Linked DNA regions of Homo sapiens: region 1 is linked to region 2. A link is a loop called in an ENCODE intact Hi-C map of the cell type or tissue named here. Cell type or tissue: heart right ventricle. All regions are shown on one strand. Each heading gives the region's core, and the rest is flanking DNA. Links, peaks and the distances in the headings are about the cores only. Region 1 overlaps CAMK2D (calcium/calmodulin dependent protein kinase II delta). Region 2 overlaps CAMK2D (calcium/calmodulin dependent protein kinase II delta).

Region 1 (2,926 bases), core at 90-2,589, 190 kb after region 2:
TTTATTTATCCCCAAAGTTAATTCCCTTGACCTGAGGAATCCCTGAAATTACTCCCAATTCTCTTTTTCTCTTTTATCTTCCCTACTTTTTTTTTTTGAGATAAGAGTCTCACTGTGTCGCCCAGGCTGGAGTGCAGTGGTGCAATCCTGGCTTACTGCAAGCTCTGCCTTCCAGGTTCATGCCATTCTCCTGCCTTAGGCTCCTGAGTAGCTGGGACTACAGGGGCCCGCCACCACACCCGGCTAAATTTTTGTATTTTTAGTAGAGAAGGGGTTTTCACAGTGTTAGCCAGATGGTCTGGATCTCCTGACCTCGCGATCCGCCCACCTAGGCCTCCCAAAGTGCTGGGATTACAGGCGTGAGCCACCACACCCAGCCCCCTATTTTGTTAAACAAGCAAGCTTTTTCATGTTATCGCCATTTGTTCCTTAATCCCAAGAAAGTCATTAATTCTTTATCCTTCAGCAAACATTAAATACCTATTTTATTTTATGCAATGTGCTAGGTTCTGAGCATACGAAAACAAGTAACAGTCTAATGACCCAATCCTCGTGACCTTGTCCTAAACACTATTGAAATTCTGCCATATGGGAAATCAAGGCCTTTTCTTGGTCTTCATTTCTCTCTACTTCTCTACAATTCTGAACATTACTAGCCACCCCTCCTTTGCAAAAATTCCCTCCCTCAGAATTCAAATCACTGCATTATCCTAATTTCCTTCATACCTTTCTGCCATATCCTTCCATTTATCCTAAACTAGCCCTCTTTTCATCCATTAAAATGCAGTATTTCCCTACACCACTATCCTAGGCCCTCTTTTCTTTCCTTTCTATACTCTCCATTGTTATCTTATCCACTAGCATAGCTTCTACTATCTTCTCCGTGCAAATGAATCACAAAATTGATTATCATAGCCGCAAAATTGATTATCACAGTTTTATAGATAAGAAAACCAAGGCTTGAGAAGGTCACAAGAACTTGGAAGTGGCAGAGCCACTTCTTGAATCTTGGCAATCTGATTTCACAGCCAATGCTGGTAACCTACACAGTACATTGCATGTTCTCCAGAGGCACTTTTCAAGGACCACACCCAATTTTCAAAGGTCTTTTTGATAAGTCAGTGTGAATATATTGTGTATACCTCAAATACATATCAATTAATCATCTTCCCTCATCAAAATCAGTTCTTGATTCTCACTTCTCAACTAGTTACACGAAAACTAATTCTCCCCATGACTCAGCTTTGAAACTTCAGCCCTCCTGCCACATCTGTTATTATCTTAAGGTTTCAGAATCTCAGTGTCTCTCATAATCCAGGCCAATCCATCGTATTCATTCACTGCTACCAAGTAACATCATAGAGGCTCTCTTTAATGTGTCTCTGGTATACTTAAGAGCAAATTTGCAATTTGGTAAACTACCTTTACGTGTTTTTAACCTTTTCTTTCCTGATTTCCCAGATTGTCTATCCTTTGCCCAAATAAACATTTTTGGTTCTTCCCTAAACATTGATACTTTCCTGCATTCCTGTGTCTTTGTCCTTCTTTCTTCCTTCTATGCACTGCCACTTCTGCTTCCTCAATGTTACCTTTCTTGCTTCTGCCATTAAATGTCATCACTAGGCTACACTGAATTCTCATAATACTTTCTTCTGATACTGAAGATACATATATATCTTCCCCATAATTATCTATGTATGTCTCCTATTCATCAAACCAGTTTGTAAGTTTTTTGTGGGAACTGGTCATATGTTATTATCTTCATGTCCCCCACAGCTTACTTTCGACAGGCATAATACAAATAGTTTTTCTCTTCTAATATCTTTTAGATAAAATGTTAACCTCGCTTTCTTTCCTCATTAATAGTAGATATAGGCTGTCACATTCCTCAATATTAATGTTAAGCTCCCAAAGGTATTTGCAGAAAATAAGTGATGTAGCGTTTATTTTCTTGGAGATAAAGCAGGATATAAAATGTTTTAAAGATAGAACATTTTTATAGGAATAGGATTTCTGACCCAGAAAGCTGGCCAAATTCCAATCCAGGTAATTCACTCCTGTTCCCCTAATCCTTCTGGGATTTCAGCTGGATAACGCTGTCTCCTCCATTCTCTGGCCCAGGAAGGAATATGATGTACCCTACAAAACAGCTGCAACATGCCACACGGGGATGGCAGGCCTTACAGCACTGGGCACAGGAGTCTCTAAATGTTCCTTACCCACACTCCAGAAGTACTACAGAACTCAATTAGGAAATGTCTGAAGGTCTTTGAATGAAAGATGCTAAATAAGCATTAGTGTTAGTTACAATAATTTTCCAAAGACTCATTTCTCATGCCCTTTGCCTCTTTTATCCCCTAAGCTTGTTATAGAAGGGCTGAATAAATTATTTGCATTCAGGGTGAAGGAGAAATTATCTGCTCAAAGCTAAGTGCTGTTTTTAAAATTGACCTTGTGTGTGTTCACTGTATATTTCTAATATGGTATTTCTAAGTTTAGATTTATTTGGTTTGGATTATTTCAAAACATATACCTTAAAACCTTCTATCTGTTTTAAAGTTTGTAGAAGGTCAACAAATATTAACTCAATTTCTATAAATCATTATTATTTTAAAAGTTATCTCAATGATCCTTTAGCCACCCCTGTTCATGCCTCAGAGCCTCTTTATTATTTTATCTTATTGGGAGATTATGGACATTATGATTATCAGCACTAAATGGAGGATACAGTGTTGCAGGTAACCCAATAATTGGTTCTCTGTCAATATAAGACAGTATATATTTTTTTCTTTCAAAAGGACTTTTTAAAAGTTAACAATTAAATCTTGTTTTCCCTTTTCCTGATCACACAGATGCATTGGGTGAAGGGGGCAAAGTCAACCCAAGGAAATTTTTCCCAAAAATAACTTCAAAAGTTACAGAAAAG
Region 2 (2,926 bases), core at 236-2,735:
TATTTGCTTAATTAATGACTCTTGAAGTAATGATTAAATGAATTAACCCAGTTAGAGAATCATGCTATCCATTTCATTTACTGTAAATCTGAACTTTACATGAGCTTAAAAAAAATCATACAAATACCAAAGTTTAGCTATACATGGCAATAGATTTTATTTCCTAAGGGGTTCGTATTTAAAGGAGAATATTTAAAAAGTCAGGGGGACTAGCATTCTGGTAGTTTTCAATAAATCATAATAGCTTTAGACAAATTTGAGGGGTGTAGAGTTTCATGTTGAGTTTTAGATTATGTAGTTAACTGTGTCTGACAACATTCTCTCTCCTAGTATTCATTCGTCCCATTATTTAAAAATATCTTTACACAAATGAAACCATTTTATCATTTCTTCTATATGTATGATAAATGTCTGAAAAGGAAAAAATATCAGTTATAATAGAATTCAATGTCTTGAAGAGAAGCTACTGAATTTTCTAACTTTAACATATTTTTATACTCACATTATTTTTTAATAGAACACAAAATTAAGCCATAGTTATTAGATATTTTTGAAAATTTTTACTGTGCTTTGTGAAATTTCATATAATGCCCAAATTAAATCAGTCTCATGAATAAATTGTTAATTAACTAATTAGAGATTTTGTGAATAAATTGATGTCAGAGTTCTACTATGATATGAAGGATATCAATTATAAATTTGAAGCATTAATTACCATTTATGAAATCTCCAGAACATTAGGGCTCACAAGGAAAAAAAAAGATAACTCTAGAACATGAAAAAATGAGATATGTATCAGAAAGATAAATATTTGTTACTGTTGTTATTTATAGTGATGTTGATTCACACTGTATTATTACCCTGTATAATAAATTGTTCTTCTGTTTCTAGTGTACAATTTGCAATTCCCATCAGAAATGGTCAAAATTAATTTCATCCAGAATACAACATTTGTAAAATTTCATCAGTAATAGATCTTTGACCATGAGGCTGAGCAGCAAGTAGAGTCAAAGACTGGGATTTAAAAAATAAAATGGTGCCACATTAACCCAAGGAATAGCACTGACTTGGAGATTAAAAGCAGTGCTCGAGGTGGTGGGGGAAAGCCAGGAACTTCAGGTTGGAGCTGATGGGAAACAGGAACCAAGAGCGGCACCCAGTTAATGCACAAGTAGGAGGCAATCTTGCTAAGGTAGGACTGGGACTAACTCTGGAAAAAGGAGTAATTTCCCCTGGGAAATTAACTTAAAGCTGAAGAACAAACCTAGTGAGATGAGATTGCCAGACCTGAAATCCAAGCGTTTGAGCAGTGGTAACAGAGGTTCATTAAGCAGTTAAGCGAAGAATCACCACAATCAGATTTTTATTTGTAAAAAAACATATCTCCTGCTGCCTTGCATTTAAGCAATTGGTATCTCTTCATTTAGTGATGAAGGCAGAAGTTGTAATGGTGACAGATTCATCCGCGTCACCTGCATGGTCATCCAACACACTGTCTTCCACTTGTTGAACAATAACAATAACAATAAATATTCATTGGGTGCTTATTGTGTGTGCAACTACCTGGATATCTGTGCCCCCTCCCCAATTAATAGGTTAAAATCCTAACTCCCAAAGTGCTGATATTAGGAGGTGGGGCCTGTGGGAGGTAATGAGGTCATGAGGGTGGAGCCCTCATTTGGGGTCGTTACCAAAGGGACTCCAGAGAGCTCTCTCCTCTCTTTTCTCCGTGTAGAGATATAAGAAAAAGTCAGTAGCCTGCAATCCAGGAAAGAGCCCTTGCCAGAACCAGACCACGCTGGCACGCTGATACGCTGATATCAGACTTCCAGCCTTCAGGACTGTGAGAAATGTCTGTTGTTCAAGCCACCCAAGCTATGGTATTCTGTTAAGCAGCCCAAAAGACTAAGAAAATGTGCCAAGACTAAGTGCTGTTCTAAGTGCTCTAGAGATTGCAACACAGCAACCCTATGAAGTAGATACTAGTGCTATTTCTGTTTTATAGACAAGGAAATGAAAGTAATGGAGATTAAGGTCATTTCCCAAGAACACACACAAAAGAAAGGAAAAGGACTAGCTTTTTCTTGTCTGTGCTGCCCTACTAGCTTGCCCCTTGGACACAATTTGGGGAGCAGAGAAGGGTAAGACAAGGGGCTCGGAATACCCCAAAGGATCATGCAGAAAGACTGGGAAGAATACAGACATAAAGAATTCCCACTTATGTGCCCTTTAATCATTGATTAAAGTCAGACAGTTTGAGTACTGGTGAGGGCAGGAGAGTAGTCACTGGTCAGTGTGAAGCTGATCAGGGCTCATTAGTAGGAGTGTTACTGGGTGTCTTGGCTGGATGATTCTATATTACGAGTGTGCAGATGTCCTGTATAAGGCAAGACTGTCAGCACCAGGCCCTGTTCTAGGTGCGGCAGAACTACCTTGTCAGCGTGCCAACCAGTGTGCCAAGTCCATCCATTTCTAGTTACCCCAGGGGCTCCCCAAAGACCCCTGAAGGGAACCATGTGTCTAAATGAACAAAGTCTATGGGGATACAATGAAAAATGTGGGTCTCCTTAGCACCATGTTCTAAGATATAAAGTAAATCAAGCCAACCACTGGTGTAAGGGTCTGTCAGGCAGAGCACATGACCGATAATGGGACATTGTCTCTTCAGCACCTTACACAATGCCTGGCTCACAGGAAGAGCTTAATAAATGTTTTCTGAGTGAATAAGTGATTAAATAATTAAATGGGGGAATGAAACTATAAGCACCACTTCATGATTTTCTGGTTTGACCTGTTATTTGAGCTAGTACCTCAGGGTGAAGAGGCCCAACCACTTTTTCTATTATGTAGGTACAGATCTCTAACTAAATCTTGCTGATTATATCTCCAAAACAGGACTTGAATCAAGACTTCTATCTCCACTACA

What was found. Peaks named below come from ENCODE experiments on the same cell type or tissue, not always from the same donor. Only the 100,000 strongest peaks of a DNase experiment are listed, where the experiment ranks them.
Region 1: it touches region 2 in a loop (2.7-fold over the local background); 7 of 110 quality-filtered maps call a loop at or near these places.

What each region holds. Positions count from the first base shown.
Region 1 is chr4:113,743,761-113,746,686 of GRCh38, forward strand. The region is part of intron 2 of CAMK2D (calcium/calmodulin dependent protein kinase II delta); the gene reads right to left. Among named protein-coding and RNA genes, the nearest start is that of CAMK2D, 17 kb to the right of the region's middle. In heart right ventricle, for the core only: no CTCF peak of the experiment used is centred there; no DNase peak of the experiment used is centred there; H3K27ac peaks cover 943 bases.
Region 2 is chr4:113,554,204-113,557,129 of GRCh38, forward strand. All of the region lies in intron 4 of CAMK2D (calcium/calmodulin dependent protein kinase II delta), which reads right to left. Among named protein-coding and RNA genes, the nearest start is that of CAMK2D, 210 kb to the right of the region's middle. In heart right ventricle, for the core only: no CTCF peak of the experiment used is centred there; DNase peaks (open chromatin) are centred at 1,766 and 2,425; H3K27ac peaks cover 2,500 bases.